2 separate regions of the Homo sapiens genome follow, and region 2 is linked to region 1. Evidence: read pairs that join two places in POLR2A ChIA-PET (ENCODE). Cell type or tissue: Caco-2. All regions are shown on one strand. Links, peaks and the distances in the headings refer to the core of each region. The heading gives the core; the rest is flanking DNA. Region 1 overlaps ARID5B (AT-rich interaction domain 5B). Region 2 has its middle 96 kb from the start of LINC02621.

The links. Peaks named below come from ENCODE experiments on the same cell type or tissue, not always from the same donor. Only the 100,000 strongest peaks of a DNase experiment are listed, where the experiment ranks them.
Region 2: POLR2A ChIA-PET joins it to region 1 with 7 read pairs; 3 of 35 experiments call an interaction of 5 or more read pairs at or near these places.

The regions. Positions count from the first base shown.
Region 1 is chr10:62,086,489-62,090,891 of GRCh38, forward strand. ARID5B (AT-rich interaction domain 5B) reads left to right here. Exons shown (of 10, transcript NM_032199.3): 10 at 4,374-4,403. Among named protein-coding and RNA genes, the nearest start is that of LINC02621, 170 kb to the right of the region's middle. In Caco-2, for the core only: no CTCF peak of the experiment used is centred there; a DNase peak (open chromatin) is centred at 2,005.
Region 2 is chr10:62,160,772-62,165,174 of GRCh38, forward strand. No RefSeq gene overlaps it. Among named protein-coding and RNA genes, the nearest start is that of LINC02621, 96 kb to the right of the region's middle. In Caco-2, for the core only: no CTCF peak of the experiment used is centred there; no DNase peak of the experiment used is centred there.

The DNA of each region.
Region 1 (4,403 bases), core at 199-4,198:
CAGGAGATGGAGACCATCCTGGCTAACACGGTGAAACCCCGTCTCTACTAAAAATACAAAAAATTAGCCAGGTGTGGTGGTGGGCGCCTGTAGTCCCGGCTACTTGGGAGGCCAAGGCAGGAGAATGGCATGAACCTGGGAGGCAGAGCTTGCAGTGAGCTGAGATCACGACAGCCTGGGTGACAGAGCAAGACTCCATCTCAAAAAAAAAAAAAAAAAAAAAATATCAGGCATGGTGGTGCCCCGCTGTGGTCCCAGCTACTCAAGAGGCTGAGGTGGGAGGATAACCAGAGCCCTGGGAGGTAAAGTCTGCAGTGAGCTGTGATTATACCACTGCACTCCTGCCTGGGTGACAGAGTGAAGCCGTGTCTCAAAAAAAATGCTTTGGAGGTCCAGGAAAGGGGACCTTGGAACTGTGGTGCTGTATCCTGCAAGACTCTCCTGAAAACTTTAGAGAAGTGTTTGTCTCCCATAATTGATTTCTGTGCAACAGCCATGGGTTGAGACCAATTTAAGAAAATCTTAAGTGTGGCCGGGCGCGGTGGCTCACGCCTGTAATCCCAGCATTTTGGGAGGCCGAGGCGGTGGATCACGAGGTCAGGAGATCGAGAGCATCCTGGCTAATACGGTAAAACCCCGTCTCTACTAAAAATACAAAAAATTAGCCAGGCGTGGTGGTGGGCACCTGTAGTCCCAGCTACTCAGGAGGCTGAGGCAGGAGAATGGCGTGAACCCAGGAGGCGGAGCTTGCAGTGAGCCGAGATCAGGCCACTGCACTCCAGCCTGGGTGACAGAGAGAGACTCTATCTCAAAAAAAAAAAAAAAAAAAAGGAAAAAAGATCTTAAGTGCATATTATTTATAGGGGAATTTTGAAATGGTTCCTATGAAACCATTATTATTTTTCATATTAACAGGTAGTTTCTGCACTTTTTAAGCCCCCAACAGCCTTTTGGTAGAAGCCATTACCCCCAGCATGTAGCCAGTCATGTAGGCTGATCTGGGCTCCATTTCAACATGAATAATAAAAAACGCTGCTGCCCATTAAAAAAAAAAAAAAACTGAGCAGCCACATTTGGAGACAGCATGTTCTAGGATTCAACCCCAGAGGGAATTTTGATGCTGATATTAAATACCCCCTAAAAAATCAGGTTTATAATGAACACATAAGAGGCTCCATAATTAAACACTGGTTTAAATTGCACATGTACAACACGCACCAACCTCCCATCTAGACATCAACTTACCCAGCTGACTCTTACATAAGAAAATAGTATTGATACCAAGATTAGAAATTTGTGGGTTTTTTGTTTTTATTAGGTTTCATAATTATTTTAAGCTCTAGTAACTAAAAAGGGGGAGGAGGAAGAAGATGATGCAGATTTTTTTTTTTTTTGAGACAGAGTCTCTCTCTGTCTCCCAGGCTAGAGTGCAGTGGTGCAATCTCGGTTCATTGCAACCTCCGCCTCCCAGGTTCAAGCAATTCTCCTGCCTCAGCCTCCCGAGTAGCTAGGACTACAGGCATGCACCACCACACCCGGTTAATATTTTTGTATCTTTAGTAGAGACAGGGTTTCACCATGTTGGTCAGGCTGGTCTTGAACTCCTGACCTCAAATGATCCTCCTGCCTTGGCCTCCCAACGTGCTGAGATTACAGGTGTGAGCCACCGTCCCTGGCCAGATGATGCAGATTTCTCAACATCTGCAAGCTTGCAACATAAATGGCCAAAAGCAAGGAAATTCCAAGTGCATGCTTACATTCCATTTTTCCTTGATACTTTTGGCCTGGTGATTTATTATAGGGTTTCAGATGAGTGTGTTCTATTAGCTGCCATATGTACACAAAACACCAGGGGACAAACTGAGGACCAAGGGGACAGCTGACCGTTGAATATCTCCAATTTGGGGATTAAGTTTGAAATGGTTGGTTTGTGAATGGTAGGAGGAATCTTTAGCCTATGCACTGAGCCTGTCAGCTTGGATGATGACCATGCCCAAGAGTGGAGCCTTACTCCCTGGAGTCCATAGAAACCCTGAAAGCTGTTAGGCTTTGTGTTTCCTGTAGGCTGCAACTGTTCCCTTCAGGGAGCTGTAAGTGTCTCAGGTTTTGAAAGTTGTCATGATGAGGTTATCTAAACCTCATGGAATCTTCCACCCTCTCCAAGGTTGACCTTATAATACGAATCACTTCTCACCTCCAACATAGAACCATGTTATTAGCCAGGTGTATTTTTTCTCATTAACTCTATTTGGGGTTTTTGGTTTGGATTTTATTGTTTTCATCGCTTTTAGTTTTTGGTGTTTTCAATATGAAGCGGTGAACTCAATGGAGATACAAAGGGTGAGAAATTCCCTCTAGTTGAATCCACTATATTCAAGTAATGGGATTGCAAGTTGCATGGTGGGAAGCTAACATTTAACATACTAAGCAGATCATAAAATGTCTTACTAGAAAAAAAGTCCTTTACTTTTTTCTGCCTAGCTTTCAAAGACTTCCTAAACCTGTTTTACAACCCGAAGCATGGGACTCTGATATAACTGCAGTTCTACATCATAGAAACTTCAATGAGACTGAGTATCCCTCATTGCCCTGCGTCAAACTATAGCCCCATAAGAAACTAACAATTAGATGCAATTTGCCTTTTTCCCTTGCCATACTCATTTGTCTTTATTTTTGTGTCATGTATAAGCTCAAGAGACCAATGTGATGATTATTAATGTAGAAGAAGTAATGATATTTGTACTGGAAAAGGCAGCTACTAGTACAAAAAATAAAAAGAAATAATGATGATAAGCAAAGTCTCTTAGGTATAACATGTCCCTAAAATTCAGGGTTTTTTTTTTAAAGGGATTTAAGGAAAAATACCTGTGAAATAGGTGTGATTTCTTAAAACTTTTGTTCCCACGTATTCCTAAACCAGCATCCTCAATCTTACCCAAAGATGCTAATTGGCAGACCCACCCTTCCTTCCTTCCTGCCTGCCTGCCTTCCTTCCTTCCTTTCTTCCTTCCTTCCTTCCCTCCCTCCTTCCTTCTTTTTCTTTTTTTTTTTTTTTTTTGTGAAAGTTACACTCTTGTTGCCCAAGCTATAGTGCAATGGCATGATCTCGGCTCACCGCATCCTCCACCTCTGGGGTTCAAGCGATTCTCCTGCCTCAGCCTCCTGAGTAGCTGGGATTACAGGCACCCACCACCACACCTGGCTAATTTTTGTTTTTTTACTAGAGATGAGGTTTTGCCATGTTGACCAGGCTGGTCTTGAACTCCTGACCTCAGGTGATCTGCCTGCCTCGGCCTCCCTAAGTGCTGAGATTACAGGCACATCTTTTCTTAACAGAGAAGAACAAAGTTCAAGGGATGAGATGGAAAAAGGAGGGGAAGAATACCAGCTCAGTACAACTGTTTTGTGACTGCTCTGCTAAGACATGTCAGGGCAGAATGACAGCAGTTTTGAAAGGGCTTGTCAGTCAGCTGGGTCATAGATGGAAAGTTAAAATGACCTCCTAAGGTCAAAGTTTATATGGCTGCATAATGCAGTAAATGAGTCGAATTGGTACCCACAACTTCTGTCAGTAGGGTCACATAAGGAGTGTGTCTGTCTCATTGACTATAATTTATTTCATTCAACAGCAAAGCTATATTTGCGGTGGCACTGACTGTCTGAATTTTGACAACTTCATTTTGGGCTTTAATAGAAATGTAGTTTGCTGCAACCTAGAAGGACTTAGTCTCCTCTGTCCCTCTGGTAGACAGGCTGCCAAGAAATCTTCATACTTTGTCAATATTTTAGCATTATCTGCATATCATCTGGCCCTGAGTAGAAATTATTAACACTTATGCATTGCTAATCTTCAGTGCATCATATTGAATACATTGGGAAGGGATTTGCCCTGTTAAGGAAAGCAGGGAGTTGCAATAGGTTTGTTGTTTGTCGTTAACATGGGGTTGGTTGGATTTTTGAAAGAGAAATGCTTTAAAAAAATCTTTCTCAGGAGTATCATAAAACACAACATGTAATTTAAAACCCATTTGGATAATTGACTGATTTGACAAGAAGACAACCTTAGAATTAAACTATATATTAGAATCAAGGAGTGATATGATTGTATACCATCAGTACATAATACTTTGCTATTTTGATAGGTATCTCATAAGGGACTGAAGCGAATATGCATATTTCCCCTAATGTTTCTGTAATTTAGATTTCTTTGTTTAGAGCCATGATTGGGGAGTAATAAAGCTTTACAGAAACTTCACGAGCTGATTGACAAGCCTGTTTTCAAGTAAAACTGCTGTGTGGAATATTTTATTTCATAGCAAAACATGTCTGTGTATTTGGTTTTCTTCTGACTGTCTTTTGAAATATGTTACCAGGTTTCATCAGAGCAAGAAAAAGAACAAGAG
Region 2 (4,403 bases), core at 282-4,281, 74 kb after region 1:
TGTGCATGCCAAGGGAATCCAGGGATGGCCAGGTGCCACAGAAGCTGAGAGAGGCATGGGATGCTTCTCCCTCAGAACCTCCAGGAGGAACCAGCCCTATATACACCTTGATTTTGGACTTCTGGTCTCCAGAATTGTGAGAGAATAAATTTCTGTTACTCTTAGTTACAAGTTTGTGGTAATTGGCTATGGCGGCCCTAGGAATCCAATCCACTGTCCATCTGTGGAGAGTGCAGCCAGCAGACAGCCCCCCAGCAGACAGACCCAGCTCTTTCAGGGTTGGCCTCAGCTGCAGGGATTACACCCATCCTGGTGACCAAGCCTCTAGTGGTATAAAGACCTGTCTCCAAGACAACTCTAATGGGCAGCACTCACTTCAGAGCTCCTAGCCAGGTTGGCCAAGGCTTCGCAGATTTCGTCTGTGCCCAGGCCTACTTCCTTTCACAGATACTGATCCCTGATAAACATCTTGCCCCATGTTCTGCTTCCTGAGATCCTAACCTGCCCTGCAAAGGAAATGCACACCTTTTGCCCATCTCAAATCCGACTGTGGCACACTGCCTCAGGGTGTTAGAACTTTCTCCATGACAATGAGGCAATTCAAAATATTCATATGGAAGTAACAAAACAGTTCCTATTCACATTTACTTATTTTTGTCAACCAGGTTTCTCAGCCTTTATAGCTATAAATGCCAAAAATAGGAACAGACTTGATGCTGAACCCTATCTCATTCTAGCATTAAATAATAGCCATCCATGCATACATGAACTAATTGGAACAAATAAAACCCCATGCATCTTATATAGCTATGCACTTTTAATAAATTTTTAATTTCATGTTTAATAATCATTCATAAAAATGTTTAAAGTATATTTATATTGTTTTGATCAATTTTTCCAGATGATAAATTTCCTGAACACCTATGGCCTTATGGTAGCAGGAAATAAAATTTCAGTTTGTATTTTTATTTATATTATCAAGAAGCCTGATAGGGTGATGCATAAAACACTTGAAAACAAACTTACCATATTAGAATGAAATTTTGTGGGGTAATAGAATTTAAAATATGAATTCAAGGAGAGAAAAGAAGTAAAATTTCTGTATGTCAAAAAGAACTTGTGTTTTTAATTTATAGTTGATGATATCAAATTGCTATGGGGTTTACATTTTACTAGAGGGATGTAAACTTTTATGTTTTTATTTATTTATGTATTTATTTTTTTTTGAGATGGAGTTTCGTTCTTGTCGCCCAGGCTGGAGTGCAATGGCACGATCTCGTCTCACTGCAACCTCACCTCTGCCTCCTGGGTTCAAGCGATTCTTCTGCCTCAAACTCCCGAGTAGCTGGGATTACAGGCCCCTGCCATTATTTTTGTATTTTTAGTAGAAACAGGGTTTCACCACGTTGGCCAGGCTGAACTCCTGACCTCAGGTGATCCGCCCGCCTCCGCCCCCCAAAGTGCTGGGATTACAGGCGTGAGCCACTGTGCCGGGCTTAAACTTGTATTTTAAAATGTTGCCATTTACCATACACCTCTAATTACCATCTTAAAAATAACTATTAAACTTATTATTAAAAAATTTAGATGTTAACTTAAAAATCTGATAAGGGTTACATAGTTTTGCAAAACATTTTTAGGAGGTTCATGAGCAAAAAGTTCGATGACCACTGATTTGTGTTGCCTGCTGGCCCCTGAGGGCTTTAGCTAAACTACTAAATACCTCTGTGCTAAAGCACATGTTAACACTTTAGTGCAGTTCTTGGGAGCTTTAATTTTTTCAATCATTTAAGATTCATGGCTGAAATACAGAAATGGGGAAGATTTTTCTAATTCCCACCAAGGTTATCTGAAGGCAAGGGCCACAGGAGAATGCTCTGAGGGGCAAGAGAAAGACACACTTACAAATTCCCCCAAAAGAATTTAAGAGAAGCTGCTCCTTCTGCACTCCCCCATGCCCTCCTGCCACTACCACCGGCTTTCTCTCTTTCCCCTCTCCTGTAGGCTCTATTAGGGGTGGAGGAGAATGAGACATCAGAGGAGAATGTATTCACTTTGCATATTGACGTGCCTTCCAAAACAATAATTATAACCAAAATAATGACTGCCATTTATTGAATGCTTACTTTGTGCCAGGTTAAAAAAAAGAATTCTCTTAACAGCTGGCATCAGGATTCTTCATAGGAAGGGAACTATGTTTGGGGAATCCCTTGAATAAGCCCTCTTAGGGACTGATTCTAACAATTATTCAGAAGATGAGTTAGAAAAGCAAGAAAATCCGGGGAAAAATTATGACAAATAACAGCCAATAACTTTATAAATGCCTGCTGTGTGGTAGGCACTGTTTTAAGCACTTTACATACAGAAATGCATTAAATCCTCACAATCACATTATTATTATCCCCATCTCAAAGATGGGACAACTGAGGTACAGAATGACTAAGCAAATTGTCTCAGTTCAAGTAAGTGGTAAACTGTCCCCTGGCCCCGGAGTCCAATGCTCTTATCTACTATGTAGTATCTAAGGTCTTAATAACAACTGTGCTGTGCTATGCTAGGATTTTAAAAAACCAAACAATAGTAATTAAACCAGTGTTATGCCTTTTCATCATACAGTAAGGAAATAGGAGAGAGACCAAAAGTAGACCCACATGTAGAAAATTAGCATATGATAATTAGGCATTTCAAATCAGTAGCAAAAATGAAAATAAATTTCTACTTTACACCTAAACTGAATTATATTCCAGATGGATCGAATGTATATAAATGTAAATGTATCAAAAATCTTAAGTACTAGGAGAAAATATTGGAATATTTTTGTAATTTTGGCATTTCCTTCTAGGCAGATGATGCCTGGAATTTTTATTTAAAAAAGAAGATTAGTATCTTTTTCTACATAAATATGAAAAATTGAAAAAACACTTTAATCTAAGCTGTAAGACAAATAATACTCTGAAAAAATATTGCAAATATATGATAAACAAAAAGACCAAACCTGATATATATATATATATAACATTTATTTAGTTTTGAGAAAGGGTCTCGCTTTTTCGCCCATGCTTGAGTGCAGTGGCATGATCTCGGCTCATTGCAACCTCCACCTCCCGGGTTCAAGCTATTCTCCTACCGCAGCCTCCCAAGTAGCTGGGATTACAGGCTTGTACCACCAAACCCAGCTAATTTTTGTATTTTTAATAGAGACGGGGTTTCACTGTGTTTGTCAGGCTGGTCTCGAACTCCTGACCTCAAATGATCCGCCCACCTTGGCCTCCCAAAGGGCTGGGATTACAGGCGTGAGCCACCATGCCTAGCCCTCATAATATATTTTTGAAATTTCTGTAAATTAACAAAAATGCCAAACTACCAATTAGAATAAGAAAAGAGATACAAATATGCAATTCACAGAAAAATAAATGCAAATGGAAATGAACAAATAAATCACTGCACAATCACACTCAAAGCCAAAGGTGTACAAATTAAAAAACAACGGCTAAAAAAATTAAACTCATAGAGATAGGAGTAGAAACATGGTTGCCAGAGACTAGGAAGGGTGGGACTCGGTAGGGATAAAGAGGGGATGGTTAATGGTATTAACCCAGCCTGGGCAACAGCGCGAGACTCCATCTCAAAAAAAAGAAAAATACAGTTAGATAGAATGAATAAGATATAGTATTCAATAGCACCATAGGGTGACTATAGTTAAGAATAATTTATTGTATATTTTAAAATGAGTAAAACAGTGGAATTGGAATGTTCCTAACACAAAGAAATGATACATGCCTAAGGTGATGGATACCCTAATTACCCTGATTTTTTGATCATTACGCATTGTATGCCTGTATCAAAACATGACATGTACCCCACAAATATGTACAACTATGTATCTATAACACTTCAAAAAATAGGGAATATCACATTTAAAGAAGAAATTAGCAAATATTAAAATGTTTGAAAAAATGTCAAGTGAGAAAACTCAAGATATTATTGGCATATGGATGGTAGTGTAAACGTTAAGCTTTTTGGGAGAGAACTCTGGCAGTAGCTATTCTAACAGCAAATGCATATTCCATTTGTTCTAGAAATTACAGGGGGAGTTATCATGTCCCCAATATTCAAGAACCTAGAACGAGTACACATTTCCCCGCTGGGTCAATTCTGCATGTCAGTCTGGTATTCAGACTCCACCATAACACAGGCCCACCTACTCGTTCAGTGCAACTTCCCCACACCAACCTGTCACCCCAAGCCTGTCAGGTCCCAAACAGCACACCTCCCACCCCCAGGCCTTTGCTCATGCTGTTTCATCTTCTCGAAGGACCTTCCCTCCTTGCTTTTCACGTCTCCCTACCTGCTTCAAGGCCCAGCCCAAGCTCCATCTCCACCAGGATGCCAGGTCCTTAGCA